Linked DNA regions of Homo sapiens: region 2 is linked to region 1. Evidence: read pairs that join two places in POLR2A ChIA-PET (ENCODE). Cell type or tissue: MCF 10A. All regions are shown on one strand. Each heading gives the region's core, and the rest is flanking DNA. Links, peaks and the distances in the headings are about the cores only.

Region 1 (8,745 bases), core at 528-8,527:
TATAGTATCTTATGTTTAAATAGAGCTTCCTAGTTAAGTATTTTCATATATACTATCTCAGTTAATCTTCAAAACAATTCTGTAAACTGTCTGCTATGTGGTAGGAAAAGATTCTTCTGCTGGGAAATAATTTTTTGGCTGAATTTGAAGGATTAATAAGACCCTTAAAGGCAAGACAAGGGAAGGATGAGTTTCCAGGAAAAGGGAAAGAGTATATGGATAAGTGCGGAGAAGTGAAACATTATTACCTATTTGGTATACTGCAGGTAACACAGAACGGTTGAGCATAGAGCACTAAAAAGACATGGCAAGAGATGGGGCTCTCAAGAGCCAGAAAATGATCTTGCATGCTGTGCTAAGGAATTTTAATTTATGTTGTTTAAAGTGAGAAACCAGTTAATGATTTTATTCAAGGAAGTGACGCGATTTTACTTGCAACAGTTAGGAGAATGAGAAAGAACACGTGTTCCAAGAGTGAGATGATGAGAGGCTGAACTAATACAGTGGCAGTGAGGAATGAATTTGCAAGACATTCAGAAAATGGAATTCACGGGATTCAGTTAACGACGTGATGAGGAATTAGAGAAATGGAGAAGCTGAAGATAACATCCAAGCTTCTAATTTAGAGGACTGGGTTGATAGTGGGCATCGTCAAAGTGCTAGGCAGCACAGGGGGAAGAACAGATCCAAGGAGGCAGAGGGGCAGGGGAGAAAATCATTTGGAGATGTTGAGTTTGAGCCATCTGTAACAAATTAACATGAAGATGCTCTATAGGTAGTTTTAAAAGGAGGAAGTCGAGAGTAAGGTGAATGTTTGGATTTAAGAACACCAGTGATCATTCTTTCTCTTCTTGAACACCCCCTTAGGAATGATAAGATGAACTCTAAAGGATATATGTGGTAAGAACACCAAAAAAAAAAAAAAAAAAAAAAAAGAGGGATCCCACTGTTTCTTTCCTCCTTCAGGCAGGATAAAATTTTTAAACTGTTTGGTTAAAAAAAAAAAAGTGGGTTTTGTTTTAGTTGGTTGTCTCTGAGGGGGCATAGAAATCACTGTTCGTATTTTCTCTTAACTTCTATGCTAAGAATCTCTGTTGAGGTTGAGAGTTTAATTAAAAACTCTAGATTAAAGAAAACACAGATTAAAGGGAGAAACAAGTCAGTAAGATCTGCTTTAGGCAAGAAGGGTTTTTGAAGACCCTTCTGGACTCAATGATTTCCAACTACCGAGGTCCCCCAAAATGGATCCGTGATATTATCTGCAATGGCGATTCACACAACTGAAAAAGAGTACAGCCTAGCAATAAAGACACCTACAAAGTCATGAATGAAAAGAAACAGGGCCATGCACAGTGCAATTCTGTTATCATCATTTATGGAGTGTTGCCACTAACGATAATGGTAAAAATTTCCAGCTTCAGAGCACTGCTATGAATCTATATGTCAGGCCAAATAGTAGAAGAGAAAATGGAATAAAGTATTCTCTATTCTTGAGGCTGCACACTACCTGTATTTGCTATGACTATTTCTGAGGCCCCAAGAAACTTCCAGGAAACTCAAATCTTTCACGGTGATTCATCTGGCAGGGCCTTATGAAACTTTTATTGTGGATTGTTCAAATTTTGAGGAAATTAGTGTCTACAGACAGAGTGATCTTTCAGACTGAATTTAGATCCAGTCATGGATTACAGAGTGAAATCAGAGGAGGACTGGGAGACATGATCAATCAAGTTCATTAAAACTAGAATTTTTATTCCCTTCTCTGCAGAAGGAGGCCTAAAACTCACCCATTAACTGCATGGGAATCACTGCTTCATGGTCTTGCATTTTTTTCAGTATTTTAGAAAAACATGTAGAAGGGGCACAGACATATACAATGAGACAGTCTATGAGTCAGAAAAACTGTTGTAGGGCTGTATTCTAAGAGATACTTCCTATTTGACTATAGGGAAGTTATTTTATTTTGTTGGTCTATCTGCATCTTTTAAAAAAAGATTTAAAAAGTCAGAATAGGACTGGAAAAGATGGCTCATGCCTATAATCTCAGCACTTTGGGAGGCCAAAGCAGGAGGATTGCTTAAGACCAGGAGTTTCAGACCAGCCTGGGCAACATGGCAAGACACCTGTTTCTACAAAAATATAATAAAATTAGCCAAGCGTGGTGGTGTGTGTCTGTAGTACCAGCCACTTGGGAAGCTGAGGCGGGAGGATCACTTGAGCCCAGGAGTTTGAGGCCACAATAAGCTATGATCCTGCCACTGCACTCCAGCCTGGGCAACAGAGCGAGACCCCTGTCTCTCTCAGAAAAACAAAAAAAAATCTTACGTAATATAATTATCTTACGTAACACACCTTTTCTGTAATGATTAATACCCTTTGCTTTTGGAATAAAGGTATGCTATCCATAGAAGTAAATTACTATCATTATTCTTTAAGAATAAACGAGTATAAATCCATTCTTCAATTCCGGTCTCTTTTCATTTTCTAATAATGACTTTCAAGTTTTCTTCCAATTTTTAAAAAATATCCCCATGCCTTAAGTTCCACCCTTCTTGGCTCATATATTTTACACACAAATTTTCTAATAAATAATATTACCAGGAGTTCCCAGGACTATGAGCTTAGACCTGTTACACTACTGGAATTTCACACTTTTACTGTCATTCTCCGTTTTCAATTCGTCCACGTCACAAAGCGAGTGAGAATATTACATGGAGTATTTTACACCTGAAAATCTACTGTTGGTATTGTTTGTTTGTTTGAATCTGGGAAGAAATAAGGTGGAAGTAAGGCTAGAAATTTCTATAAAGAACATAATTTGCAACTGAAGGAAGAAAAATAGCTCTTCAGTTGTTTCTGGTTAATTGAGGATTCTACCAGATACACAGGAAGGAAGAAACAAGCCCCTACCTACAGCACCTTCCTCCTCCTCCTCTATACCCCCCCACCCCCCAAAAAAAATCCAGGGTGTGAAAGTTGTAGAGTTGGGGACGTGGCTTTAGGTAACGGGACAACTGGTAAAGCTGATGGCATTCTTCACTCAACATGGGACAGTGTTCCAGTCCCTCTACCACAGGAGCGCCCGGCAGCGTAATCTCCGCTTTTTTGTGATCACCAGTGCCATCCGCAAATGCCTGAAGGAGGAACAGCGGGCTCCCTCACTTCTGAGGGACCCTGCCACATTCCTCCCTTCAAGTACATTCTCCCATCCTAAAGAGGGGATTTGCCTTCTGTAATTTAAACGATAATATTCCTTAGGAGTCTTAGAATTGGCTTTCTTACTGTGACTTCGTATATACAACTCGACTAAAAGGCATGCCAAAAAAATTAAACAGCAACAAAATATTAGAAGCTGAAAAAGATAAAGCTACATAATAGCTGGATATTAAACATTACAATATCGCATTTAGGACGCAAACAGCGCTGCAGTGCAAATGGAACTTTAAAAAATCTGCCCGCCCACGTAGACAAAGCTACTTTACAAAAGCGCACGCGTCGATATCAATCGTACCCTACAACAGAGCATGGTTTAAAGTATCAGTGTACATTTTTTCCTAAACACAAGTTGCAAGTAAGTTATCTAAAATCGAACACCGCCACGAAAGAGACCTCCAGGGTGCAATAAATAGGTATATCTCGTTGAAGTGGAGAAATGGCATCATGACCCTTTGGGTTGATGCAGATTACAGTGCGGAGGCTGTTCTCGAGAGAGAAACTAGAACTCAGCGTAAAATGCTGTAGTAGGGGAAATCGACCAAAGACGAGATTTTGAAAGCCTTTTGAAAGTCGTTTTTCTAGCTAAAAAGAAAAAGTGACTTATTCAGGACTGACTCCCCCTGCCAGTCCCAGGAAACAGGAGCAGCCCGGCGCGCCCGGGAGCCCCGCAGCGCAGTGCGCACTGCGGCTCCAGAGCGAAGGGCTGGCGCCCGCCAGATTCTAAACGTGCTCGGCTGCCGCAGCCCGCCGGGGCCGCGCGCCGTGGTCCGCGCGACTCCGCGCTCCGGGTTTCCGCGGTCACCAGCACTGGCGGAAGAGCCCTGCCGAGAGGGGACAGCCGCGGGCGGTGTCCCGGGAGTCCCGAGAGCGCGCTCCCCCTTTGCGCAACCTTCCCGAGGCGTCCTGCCCGGGAAGCCAGTTCCTGGGTTCTGGGCTGGCTAGGTTGGCAGCGAATGAGGCTTAGGCATCACTGCCTGAGGCCCTCACTTAGCATGTCGACAGCCACAGACTTGTCTGGCGGAGTTTCTCCTGGTGCCCACTTAAGTAGTCTCAAGTTTGTTCAAAGCTGGACTCCTCGACTTGGAACCAGGAGCAGCTGGAGATTTGTCAATTTAGAGCTCATTTGCCACGGGAGACGCTCTTGGTGTCCCCAGCACCGAAGGGTAGGTCAACTCTACAGTTTTCCTGAACATGATAAGGTGTGTGAAGACGCTGTGCAAATTGTACAGCGCTCTGCTTAAGGAGAACCTCGATCTTCATCTCGCCCCCAGAACTTCCCTCCCTTGAAAATAAAACTCCCACCTGAATGTAAAGCCCAGGAGGGGGTTTTGTTAACCGCACTTATTCCCAAAGCATAAAGGAATGTCTAATAGTTTTGCAAATGCTTCCATGAATAATTGTTGAATGAGTTCATGTACAACATACACACTTGAGGAAAACTGGTCTGGTTGGGAACATCTGGGAATTCTCCTTGCTTTTCTGGTAGGGAAGCGACCGACCAAACATTTATTGGGCACTACTCCTTGCCAAGCCTTCTAGGCTTTGGCAGGCCAATGGGGAGCCGGGGGGAGGGCTGGCAAACCTGTTAGTTGTTCAAGGACACAAAGGGGGCTTTATAAGATGGCCTAATCAGAGCCCTTAAACGTGGGTTCGCAAAATGGTTCATTCCCGCCCTTTCACCCACCCCCTCCCACCCCAGACGCAAAGCATATGTTAAAAACACTTAAGTGCATACAGAAGGCGCTTGGCTCAGGGTACACAGGGCAAGAAGCCTCGGATCCCAGCTCCCTTTAACACACATTTTTTCAACGCCGTTCTGGACCGAGACTGTCCGGGGCACTGGGTGCTGCAGGACCCGGCTCCCAGTACTCCTAGCAGAAGACCCTCTGATGAAATGGCCCATGACAAAATGACCACCATAACCGTTCCTTCAGTAAGCCAGGTAGACGTGCTCACAGCTTGCTGGGAAGTCTTCTTTCGGAGATTTCTGCAGTTTTCTCCTTCACCTTACAGCCTAACAAAGGGTGGGCCGGGGGTCGGCTAGGACAGAAAGCAGCGGGAAAAGCGGCTCCACGTGTTCCATCTCTGGCCTCGGCCTTCAGCCCCCAGGTTCGGTAACCACTGGGCGTGGCGAGTCCGGGTAACCCGCAGTCCCTCGCGCCCGTCCAGGTGCGGGTTGCTCCGGTAGCCGGACTCCCTTTTCCTATATACTTTCCTTTTGAGCTTTTGCTAAAATCTGGAGACGTGGAATCCACCCGCGGAAACTCCGAGCCCCTCCGACTGAGCATGCGCCATCGCCAGGCGGCTTTTGGTCACAGGCTCCCGAGTTCTCCTAGCTGGGGCTGCGGAGCTGGGGGGAGGGAAGAGAGGAAAGGGGAGGGGGTGCCTGGAGAGGCGGAGGCTCGCGCGCCTGCGCATCCAGCTCCAGGGACCCTAGGTTTTCTATGGGATTCCCAATCTGCAGCAGAGATTTACCCGAGCGTGTTGCGGCAGCGGCTGGGCTTGCAAGGCGCGATCCAAGAGGGATTTAAGCAGCCCAGAGCTCCAGAGAAAAAGAGAGCGAGAGAGAACCACACACAGAGACGGCTTAAGCGTTTACCCGAATTAAATATATATTTTTAAAAAGAACTGTTGAGTTTTATCATTTTCGTTAAGTGACCGTGCGCAGCGCTGTAACTGTAAGTGGAAAATACAATCTTCGTTGCATTTCTGCATGTGTAGTGCAACCAACTGTCAGAGAAATGCTTTGGCTATTGTCACATACTTTGCTTTGCATAGATGCGTCTAAATGCATGGGGACAATTTCCTTGCTTAATGCTGGCGATCTGAATGTGCTCTTAGTCCATGGGGGATCTTTTGGAATATTGGGGGTGGGGGAAGGGGGAGTGTTTATATGCGGCGTGTTTGGGGGATTGTCTTAGACTAGATTTAAGACAGGTGAAACTGAGATGCTTTCTTAGTTTGTCTTAGACAGATTTAAGTAGCTAATTGACCGATTGTGAAGTTTTCCGGTTGCTGATAAAACTATTGAGCGGGTACAGTCGAGTAGCAACCTGTCATCCGTGGGATTGGTGCACCATTTTTCTCACTGTGGAAGGGCAGCAAAGGTGTTTGCTAAGTAAAACTGAGTGGATGAGATTGGTATGGAAATCATGGTTGATCTCTGAGCGGGATGTTAGTGTTTAAGATCCACGGAGTCAGGCGCAAAATGAGCACATTTCTCTCAGTATTCAGAAATGAGTAGATAATTTTTTTCGTCTTTGATTTTTGTCACAATGGTGAATGGGCAGAAAAGGGAAAGATGCTCTACTGCACTGTCGATTTTGAACGGAGTCACAGGCTCGGTCGCTGAATGGGGACTGTCAGACCCAAACTAGTTACCTGCCTTTGCATTCCGTGTTCGCCATCCGGAATCTGGGGTTAAAAAATGTAAATCAAGGTGTGTTACATTTGGTAGTATTTCTTTAAAGGATAAAAGGTCGTTTTGTGTTTTGAGTTAAAATGGGTTGTTCCTTGCCCAGAAACTGGAAGAAGGGTCTTTGCAAGGTCAAACCCCGGGTGGAAATCAGAATGATGAATACCCTCAGGGGTACAAGAATGTGTACGTGGAAGGAGCGAGGAGAGGCTGATGCTCCCTGCATGGTGGAAATGATGAGTGCTCCGCATTGCCTGATCAGTGCCCTGTGAGATGCCAGAGTGGGAATCCATTTTTCTAGAGTTGCCCTCCTGTCCGTATTTTGGAAACTAAAATAAAATAGAATTGTTGGTGGTTGTGGAGAACACTAAGTACATACTATTTGTGTATCACTTTCCAGTTGAAGGCAAGAAAAGCTGGGGAGTTTTATTTCTACATATTAATATTTATTTTAATTTCTAAAGGAATTTCAGGTTGAGACAAATTTAAAATGAAACTCTTGTGAAAACACATTTTACCCCCACTATCATTTAAACTGCCTACGTGTGTTTGTGTGTGTGTGGTGGGGGGGAGTAGGGGGTGATCCTACATCATTGAACAACTTACTTTTGAATGCACTCTCATTAAGCCTTGGGTATTTAATAACCCCAGAAAATGCTGCACTGAAGCAGGTTGGCAGAATGGGCATGAGGCAGAAAGATGAGAAAAAAGCATGGCTAGTGCGTGCTGGATTTCCACGAAATAAGCAAATCCAATTTTGGGGATGAAATGAAATAAATTTTCCCTCAAATCGGGTGTGGGGGCCATCAAATAGGGCTCTTTGGCCCTTTGATCAGTCCAACCATTTGGAACCCCTCAAAGGAATTTATAATTTATTTAAATGGATGAAATTTGTAATTGAAAATTCGAGAAGAACCTCTCATTGGAAATCCACAGTATAAATCATACTGCCTTGTCTATTCCTTCTTTCCTTACTCCAGGGCAGAAGGACTAATCATTTGTCATAATTGAGCCATACTCCCTGTCATCATTGAGCATTGGCATCAGTTCGATGAATGGTGCAGGTGTTGACACTGCATTGATAAAGAGGGGTGGTAGAGGAAAAAGGGGGGAATTAGGTATCAAAACTGATAAATGCTTGGTCTTGGAGTCCCTGGCTCATAGGTTGACAGAGAGGATCAAGTTAGGCAGAGACCCTGTAAGGTATCTAGTCCAAACCCCTTGCTTTGTAGATGAGGAAACTGAGGCCCAGAACCATGGATGTAGAGAAAAGTCAATTAACTTCTAGTCTATGGAATAAACAATTAAAAAGTAATGTTGAGTGGAAATGTTTCCTTCTCTCTTTCATTTTCAGCAGTCTCAGTGACATTGCTGCAGACTTCAAATAAATAACTGTCTGCTCTCCAGCACATCTTTTGAAATTGTCTCTAGGGGTCCCTTTTATACCACCTCATTTCTCTTCCTTGCCTCTCTTTGTCTTGTAAGGTCTCTTTCTCTCTCTTTTTTATTGCCCCTCACCTCTAATATCCCCACCTCTTTGGATGTTTAGTCTGGCTTTTCTGGCCTCCTCTGCATCTCAGACAATTTCTTTGGAATCCTTGGCGTTTGCCGGGAGCACTAGCGTATCAGAATCTGCAGTTCCTGTTTGAGAACTGCCCAGGGCCCATTTCCATCTTTCCCTGCTGTGTTCCCCAAAATCCTTCAGGGAATCCAGCCTTCAAAGACACTGCAGTTACATTCCCACTTTTCTCCCCATCTGTCCTCCTCCAAAACCACTGCAGCTGCAGAGATTAGGACTTCGTGGAGTGAGGAAGCTGCAGGGTTTCCAGAGTGGACTTTGCCAGCTCACCTCTGGCTCCTAGGAGGCAGAACCCAAATTAGAGATGCCTGTCTCCAGCCTTCCTGGAAATCCTCCAGATAAAGCCACCTGCGGAGAAGGGAAAGGGAAGGGACAGAAAGACCGAAGAAGGCTTGACTGGTTTAACCTGAAGTTGTGCTATAGAGGAGAGTAGTGCAGCTTTTTCATCCTTTAAAGCTTTTAAAGCATTTGCATAGCTTTTCCTCAGGCAGATCTTTTGTTTTATTCTTTCGCAGTTTCTGCTCTCATCTTGCTG
Region 2 (8,745 bases), core at 319-8,318, 51 kb after region 1:
GCATCCAGGTCTGAGCCCTTTAAGATTGGTACCATGCTTTCTGTTTATATCCCACCTTACCTAGCACAGAGCTTTTCTCCTGGAAGATTCTTACAAACATCTGCCAAACTTAGTTGTGCAGAGAGTTTTCTGCCTGATTCCGTCAAGTTAATTATGCCATGGGTCATTATTAACCACAATATCAAATACAAGGAAAAGAGAGGAGTAGTAACAGTTGGCAGAGAAGTATCATGGAGAAAACAGGATTGGAATGGAGTCTTGCAGCAGGAGTAAGGTTTAGATAGATGGAGGAAAAAAGCACAAGGGGCATTCCAGGCAGAAGTCTAAGCATGAGAAGGCCAGTCTCTACAAAGGCAATTGTTTCAGGATATGAGTGAAGAGCCTAGGGCTCAAAGAAAAGATTTATTCAAGACTGACCTAAGTAATCTGTCACTGACCAGCCCATTGCAGCCTCTTTCCATACTTGCATTACATGCAGGTCTCCAACCTGAGCCCCTAAAGCCCTTTCTTCCTTTGCTCTCAGCCCTATTTCCAAGGTTGTTTTCCCACTGCTGTGTTTATCCTGCTATGTATTTGCACATGTGGTGGGACTGCTCCATTTCAGCCACTCAGTTTTTATTTAAATGAATCTTGCTAAGATTCAGCTAGGCTGATTGCTAGATTACCTGGGAGGAGCTGGATATGCAGTTCTGTGTGCCTCTTCATACTCAGCAGACCCTGGTATGTTCTGGAAGACTGGATTTAGATACAGTAGGTAAGAGACAGGCTGAGGGCAACACACACACACACACACACACACACACACACACACACACACACACATATATTTTGTTTCAATCCTCTTTAATACCCAAAGGGCTTATGGAAAAAAGATGCTCATGGGTGCTTCTTGGCTCCCTTGTAGGCCCTTTCCACATCCACGAAGTTCTCCTGGTCCTCTTCTAGGAGCATTCTTAAATCCTCTGCCTCTTCTGCTCTGGAACCTGCTATCAAGACAGGGTAGGAAATGGATGAGAGATGAGCGAAACTCAAGACAGGAAGACCAGTTGGGAGGTAGTTGCAGTATCTTTGAGATGATCCTGCAGGTGAGAGAAGATGATGGCCTCTATTAGGAAAGCAGTGGGGTGCGAGAGAACTGCATGCATTCTTTACTAAGCCCTTACTAGCTGGTTTAGCTAGGGTAAATTACTTAATCTCTCTGGCCTTCAAAGTTCTCATCAGTAAAAAGGAAACAATCATAATCTCTTTTTTACAGTTTTTAAAAATACTGTTTTTAATGCTGTAAAAAAGGGGTCAATAGTTTATATGGGTCAATGTTGTTGCACAAAAGCCTTTTGTAAATTAGTGTACAAAAGTGCCATCTTCTCTGGACATCATTTGCCATTAAGTGAAACTGTGCTTTCCTCCACAAGGGCTCTATCATTTGAAGTTCTCTTGTCCATCAAAGCCCTTCCACCAGTCCTGTTTTGTGCCTAGCACTGAACTTCTCTGTATGACAACACAAGCAGTGAGAAATTCTTTTGGTTTGGGGATGGGCTGGCTTTAATATTATAGCTTGAAATCCCAGCTTAAAAGTAATACACTCCGGTTTCTGTCCCCTCCCTTCTTCGGTAATAAACACTTAAATGCTGATGGGTTCTCAGGTCAAGAATCCACAGAGCCTGCATGTGTTGAGACAAGCCAATAGGAGGTCTGACTCATATTTTCATATTTACAAAACCTATGTGGGAAATCAGTGAATGGTAGAGTTGGAAAGGCCTTAAAGATCATCTGGTCCAACTCCTCATTTTTTAAATGGGGAAATGGAGTAACTAGGAAGGAAAGGATCTTGGCCAAGATCACAGAGTAAGTTAGAGACAGAGCCAGCCTGCTTCCCCCTCATATGGTGTAGCGGAATCTCTTTATTGGGAATGTGATAAAATGTACTGTTTGTACTCTTTCTGTTATGCTGGTCCCATAATGAAAGATACTGCTTGGCCCATATCACTGCAGCCCAGAGCAAAAGGACTATAGGTGGAGAGTATTAATCTAACTACACTTTCATTCATTTATCACACATTACTAAACACCACCTTTATGTCAGTTACTGAAGATACTGAGATAAAAGACATGGGTCCCACCTGCAAGGTATTCAATTTTAATGATGAAGACAATCTCCAGGAGGGCTGAATATTTTCCATGCAGTTAAATGAAATATTTCTCCCATCTGCCAACTGCATTTTATATTTATACTTGTGAATGCATTGACTCTCCTTATATATAGATTATGAGACATTTTCTCAGAAAAAAAATACCAAATATCTCAGACCCCTTATTTATTCATGTCCTCAAGAAATATTATTTGAGCACCTAATAGGAGTTACCAAGAGGCAAAAATAAATAAATAATAGTCCTCTCTCTCAAGAAACCATAATAACAATCCAGTAGAGAAATACATAATGATCATGGAAGCTTTTACAAGGAAAGGGAGATACCTAAGAGAATGGGTGCCTAAGTTTGCCATGGAGAGTCCACGAAGGTTTCATGGAGGAGGTGGTGTGTAAATTGAGACTATTTAAAGAAGGGGAAGAAGTCTGTTGAGCAGAAAATGGGGGGAAGTCATTCTAGGAGAAGAGAACAGCATATGCAGAGCCATGGAAGTGTGGAAGCATGCAATCCTGGAATCTATAATAGTTTATAATCACTGACACATGAGAAAAGACAGATTGGCAGAAAACGAGGATATAAGTAGGCAGGACCTGAGCCACGCTAAGGAGATGAGGTTGCATCATGGAGACTAAGGAGAAGTACAGAGGCTTTTAGAGAGTAGATCAATGAGGTTTGTATTCTGGAAATTCACTCAGGCAGCTGTGCAGAAGGAGAGTGGTTGGAGTCAGGTAGCCCAGTGGGGAGGCCAATCTTTAATCAAGGCAAGATCTGATGAGGCCTATGAGGGCAGTGGCAATGCCATTCTGAGCCAGGCCAGAACCTGACTTTCTGTGTGATTCAACCATTGCCCAACACACCTGAGTGATGGTGCAGACCCATACAAGAAGCATGAAGTTATGCACTTGAGTCTCCAAACTGTGATTCACAGTCCTGACAATATTTCCTGTGTGTGTAAGAGACCACCCTCTCCAAAGTCAACTGGAACAGTTTAAGACATCACAAGTGACCCATGGAGAAGCCAAGCTTCCTTGCCTAACAAAGAAGCTGATACGTTGTTGAACTTCTAAAGGCACTTGGGGGAGGTGGTTTTTAATACAAAGTCACTTCTGAGCTTGTGGTTTGGTAAATTTAAGTCTTTTCCAAACAAGGCAGCCAGGCTGGCAAAGTGATCCTTTTTCATCCCCTCTAGGCACTGATTCAGTTCTCTGAAGCCTCCCTGCTTTCGCTCTTCCTGTTCCTTCTCCTGAAATGTCTTTCATCCACCAGTCTATGATTGGACATTGGAGTCCTATAGATCCAGGTTCAAATTCTAGCTCCGCCATGCATTAATTGTATGCTCTTATACAAGTTACCATAAGCGTTCTGAGCCCCAGGGAGCTCCCCTAATCCTGATTGCTCGGTGATTGCTGAGCAGGAGATGAAATTTGTGAGGTGTTCCATTAAGTGCCTTCTCCATCGCCAGCACTCAATATTAAATAGCTATTTTTCTTAGGTGAGATTCTAGTTTAAGAATGAAGGTTTGTAATTCTCTACCAAAAAACCAAAGTAAAGTACTGAAAGGTTTCACAATAATACATCTTTTGATTTTCAGGATAACCATGAATTAGAGTTTTCTTACTCACATTAATTAAACCTGACACCTGAGTACCCACTTGATTTCCACACCCAGCTGTGGAATTCCACAGTAACTTATAATTAATAGACAGTTGCTTATAAGAGATTTGGAACTTGAATTCAGAGCAAAAATAAGTAGAGAAGCCCCATGACAAAGGGAAGAGTTGCTGATACTGGGCCCTTTTCTCATGCTGACGAGTTTGGAGGGTAAATGGCCATCTTAATGGTATCATCTGACTGCATTTTGTGCTGCCGAGATTGTGCTGAGTGGAAATTTCCCTGGAAGTAGCAAGAGTGGCTTAGTTTCATTACAGTGAAAGAATTGGCCAATGTTGGGGCAGGTTACTGACAATGGGTGTGGAATCTGTTTTAGGAGAAGTTAAAAAATCATGACAATAAAGTATGTGATGAGATTACCCCTTCCAGGCTATTGCAAGTGTAGACATGCCTGCAGCTTGAAAGAGAGTTTGTCTCAAGCACAGTGAAGGACTAGGTTCACTTGGTTAATTCTTCAACCCTAACTCAGTATCTTTTAACTGAATTTGAAAGATCATCTGGCACTTTCCAGATTCTGGAAATTTTCCAATTTTCAAGTTTAACTTGACTTTTTAAATCAATCTGGGGTTAATTTATGTGTTAATTCTTTTATTATTATTATTAGCAATAGTCTTATTATTATTTATTATAAAGCAACTTTAAAGGGAAAATTTTAAAATTATCTTTAATTTTCCTGCAGTTATTTTAATTTTGGAATTTTTTTTGGCCTTTGTTTACCTACTTACTTGTTAATCAGCCATCACAATGAATCTGAAAGAGCTTCATTATTATGTCTGCTTTATTAATGAATAAGTTGAAGATAATGCAGTTAATTAACGTTGCCCTAAGTAACACATGTAGTAATTGGCCAAATCAGGAAGAAAAATCAGGAATTATCTCAAGCCTGCTCTGTCTCCCTACTCCCTGCTGTGATGTTGGCCACACAACCTGGTGCTTAATGGATATAGGTAACATTATCTTATGCACTATTACTTTAACTCAAAATCAGAAATAATAGCAGTCTGGAATAATATCAACAAAAACTCCCCAACCAATCCCTAGAAGAAAACCATTAAGATTTTGTCAACTCTGAAGACAATGTTGTACGAACTTTCTAATTATGAGAGGAGAAATAGAGAATTAGTGTGACTAATAGAAATAGCTGTTTTTATTGGGGAAAAAAGCTCCAACTTGAACCAGACCAACTGAGACTCCTTAATATTGCTGATTGGATATTCCAAGCCACTTACTGATCATTTAGTTATAAAGTCTTCTCATTGTTCTTGTCAGTAATCCCACTGAGTATCCCATTAAACTAAATGTAGAGTTAAACACCTGGGAGGCAAGTGTTAATAAAGTGTAATTTGTAGAAGGAAAAGAAAAACAACTTCTATATGCTTACTATGAATAGCATAAAAAGGGATGGTTGCCTTCCATTTGGGAGTCAACACCATATGAAAGATGACACAATGAGGTAAAGAGTGAATGCTACAGCCCTTGGAACTGTCAGAAGAGTCTATTTCACTCATATATTTTTCTAGAATACCAAGTAGAAGGAGGCAGACTTGGGAAGATATGCATCAGCCACACTGGAGGGAGTTCCGACCATGGGACTGCTCAGAACTCTAGCTTGGCTCCTAACCAAGTTTGAAATGATCACAGCCACAGCGCTAATTGAATTAATTTGCTTTTCTTCAGGCAGGATGGGGAAGCAGAATAGCAAACTGGCCCCTGAAGTGATGGAGGACCTGGTGAAGAGCACAGAGTTTAATGAGCATGAACTCAAGCAGTGGTACAAAGGATTTCTCAAGGACTGTCCAAGTGGGAGGCTAAATCTCGAGGAATTTCAGCAGCTCTATGTGAAGGTAAGTTGTTTTTCAACCTTGTTTTTATTCCTTAGGCCAGAAACTATGGCCTTCATGAAATTGTACCCTCACATGGAATTATAACTCTAAGTAGCTAGTTTGTTTCAACTCTGGCTGTTTTCCATCCAGAAAGAAAAATTAACATTTAAAAATGCAAATGTATATATGTTGTTCCCAAAATAAGCAATTTCTGAACAAAAAGAGTAATTGTTAAATCAAAGCACTGAATAGAGCTCAAGGAATGACAGCATCTGGTGAAAGAACCATAAAAAGCTCAGAGAAGAGTGTTTGCTGATAATTATTGACAGTTTGCTAATTACAGCATTATTTGGCCTGTTAAAGGTATATGTACTTCTCCCAGTTAAAGAAAAAGTACACAAGAGGGCTTTTTCTCTCTCTCTCTCTTTTTTTTTTTTTTTTTTTTTTTTTTTTTTTTTTTTTTTACCAGAAAAGATACTCCTGTATCCAGATAAGAACCCAGATTCCCACAACAGAACATTTAGAAAAGGGGTGGGGGAGTGTAGCGTATCTCTGGTCAGCAATGTCTACAACATAGACAATAACTCAACACTGTACACTACTCAGAAGCTAAACTTTCCCTGAACATTACACAGAACAGTCCCATAAAAGGTACAATTTCTACTGCAGTGGTATTGTTTTGGCTTGTCTGAGTCTACAAGTTGTATTGGTTCTAGATTGGGCTGATCTAAGACATTCCACTTCGTGTATACTTATGTAATGTTACACAAGTGAAAGAAATACATTTTTAAAACTTTTTCTGATTAAAATACCAAATAGAAAAATATTGCTTTATATCATTTAATTAGCAAATGTTGATTTGAGCAATATTGAATCACCCAGATGTATATATGTGTATGTGAAATGATTGAATAAAATATTAAGCATTATCATTATGTGCTGAAGCTGAACATTTTCTATAACCTATGATCCAGCAATTCCATTCTTGTACTGTACAAGAAGGGGCATGTGTAAGAATACTCATAGCTGCACTATTCACAATGGTAAAACTGGGAAACAACCCAAGTGCCCATCAAAGGGAAAGTGGAAAATAAACAGTGGTATATTTGAACAATATAACATTATATAGCAGTCAAAATACTTGAACTGTAACAACACTAAGATATTAAAAAAGCAAGTCTCAAAAGATTCTAAAGGAAATAGAAATTTTTAAAAATGTGTTTTATAGGATTACCAATAAATGCAATAAAATCATATAAAAAGAAAAGCAGGGAAGTGATGAACCCAAGATTCAAACGAAAAGTTACTTCAAGTGGGGAAGACCAAGGGATGAAATTGGGGGTATGGCCATGTGGTTAGATATATATTGTGTTCAAAGTCATAACTGTTGCAAGTGTTTATTGCATCATTAAAAGCTCACTAATCAACAGAATAAGTAGTGTGCATTTTATACGATCACTGTGACATTTCTAAGAAGATCTGGGTAATCAATTATTAGCATGCCAAGATCTTTTCTATAGAAGTGCTGAGAAAGTGCATCTATTACTCAATTGATGTCTATTGCTTTTGCAGAGAAGTGGGATAGTATGTATTTCCTAGATAACCATACTACTCTCCCTAGTTTTCAATGTCATGTCTTCTATTTTATCACCTAGGGGCTAGTCCATGCCTTGGAACTCTCTCTATTCTCAACCACAAAGAAAGTACAGACAAACAAGGTTTTTCAAAGTCACTTTCATATCACTAAAGGCCATGCAAGCTGTCACCCTATGATTAAGAGAGCACCGTGTGCCACGTTCCTCACTATTTGTTTAAAATGAGAGGGGTATTGCCTTTGAAGAAATAGTTGAAATGCAGGAAATGAGGTATTTTATTTACACACTGGAAGTATGTAGCACTGAAAAAGCACCAGCCTCAAGGTGAGGGGTCATGTAAACATTAAGCATGCCTTGGCGTTTTATGGTACAACTGATATATATGCACCAAAATCATCTCCCACCTCCCCATCTCACTCCTAGAGTGGGTTTTTTATTCCAGGAGGGGAATATATGACTTTCTGAACTTAGGTCTATATTTTTGGCAAACTCTTATTCCAACTCTGCCTGTACTCTTATATCAAATAGAAAGCAGGCAGTCTTTTTCTCCTTCTAGAGTTGTCCAAGGACAGAAAAAAACCGCAGCAGAAATATGCCACGTACACAGAAAAAAGAAAGGCGGATCTGATAAGCTGGAAAGGAGAAGCCTGGAAAAAGATGTGGATTATGTAATAGGCCCAGAAGATGGGCTGATGAGAAAAAGCTTCTTTTAATGTTTCTGGAAAAAAATGCAAATATTCAGCAAGACACGGTCATTATCCTGGTGAATGGGCACATTCAGTGATTCCTTCTATCTTTGGTGCAGAGATTGAGGCATCTTGGGATGCAACTGAGGGAGCAAAGCTGACTGCAGCCTCTGCCCTCCTGTGTGTGCAGTCAACCTGGCACATCCCCTCTTGCTACCAGACCCGTTTCCCTTTCCAGGAGGAAGTCAACTCGGTTGCTAAAAAACAAGTTCTGATGAGTGTTTAAGGAGGAGCAGGATAATGGGAGTGGCTCCGCTGCAAGGCCAGGGGCCACAGTCTCCCAACTTTAAAAGCCCTTGCATTCCAAATGTGAAGGAACTCCTTCAGCAGATATATTTTTAAAAGCATTTAAAACTGAGGTTTAGAGAAATGAGGCAATTTGCCCAGCAACACAAACTGAATGTGGAACAGACTTCAAAGACAGGAATGCTGACTCCCACTGCAGCACATAGCTCTGCCTCTCAGCCAAACTCCCAGGGCAGCTCCTCATTAACACCCTCCAGCCCATCCACCATACAGCTGCTGGAGTGAGATTTGTAAAACACAGATCTGAACATGGTCCCTCCCAGCTAGATGCAGGCTTCACTCTTTAGTCATGAAGACACAGTCACCTCATTTCAATCAATGTTAAGACCCAGCGGCTAGCACAGGGCCTGCCACGGAGCAAGTGTGGGTAAGCATTTCTTGCCTGAATGTAATAAGTGCTGGCTGTACATCTCCTTCTTAGGCAGCCTTGTGATGGAGGCATATAAAAGTGACTAT

Evidence for each region. Peaks named below come from ENCODE experiments on the same cell type or tissue, not always from the same donor. Only the 100,000 strongest peaks of a DNase experiment are listed, where the experiment ranks them.
Region 2: POLR2A ChIA-PET joins it to region 1 with 48 read pairs; 6 of 35 experiments call an interaction of 5 or more read pairs at or near these places.

What each region holds. Positions count from the first base shown.
Region 1 is chr2:17,535,025-17,543,769 of GRCh38, forward strand. VSNL1 (visinin like 1) reads left to right here and starts at 5,672. Exons shown (of 4, transcript NM_003385.5): 1 at 5,672-5,894. It also overlaps a transcript of RAD51AP2 not described here. RefSeq lists enhancers at 3,977-4,096, 8,398-8,745. In MCF 10A, for the core only: no CTCF peak of the experiment used is centred there; DNase peaks (open chromatin) are centred at 4,127, 4,757 and 5,537.
Region 2 is chr2:17,586,574-17,595,318 of GRCh38, forward strand. It overlaps VSNL1 (visinin like 1), which reads left to right. Exons shown (of 4, transcript NM_003385.5): 2 at 5,497-5,663. The coding sequence starts at 5,502. Among named protein-coding and RNA genes, the nearest start is that of VSNL1, 50 kb to the left of the region's middle. RefSeq lists an enhancer at 3,284-4,221. In MCF 10A, for the core only: no CTCF peak of the experiment used is centred there; DNase peaks (open chromatin) are centred at 1,658, 3,028 and 4,138.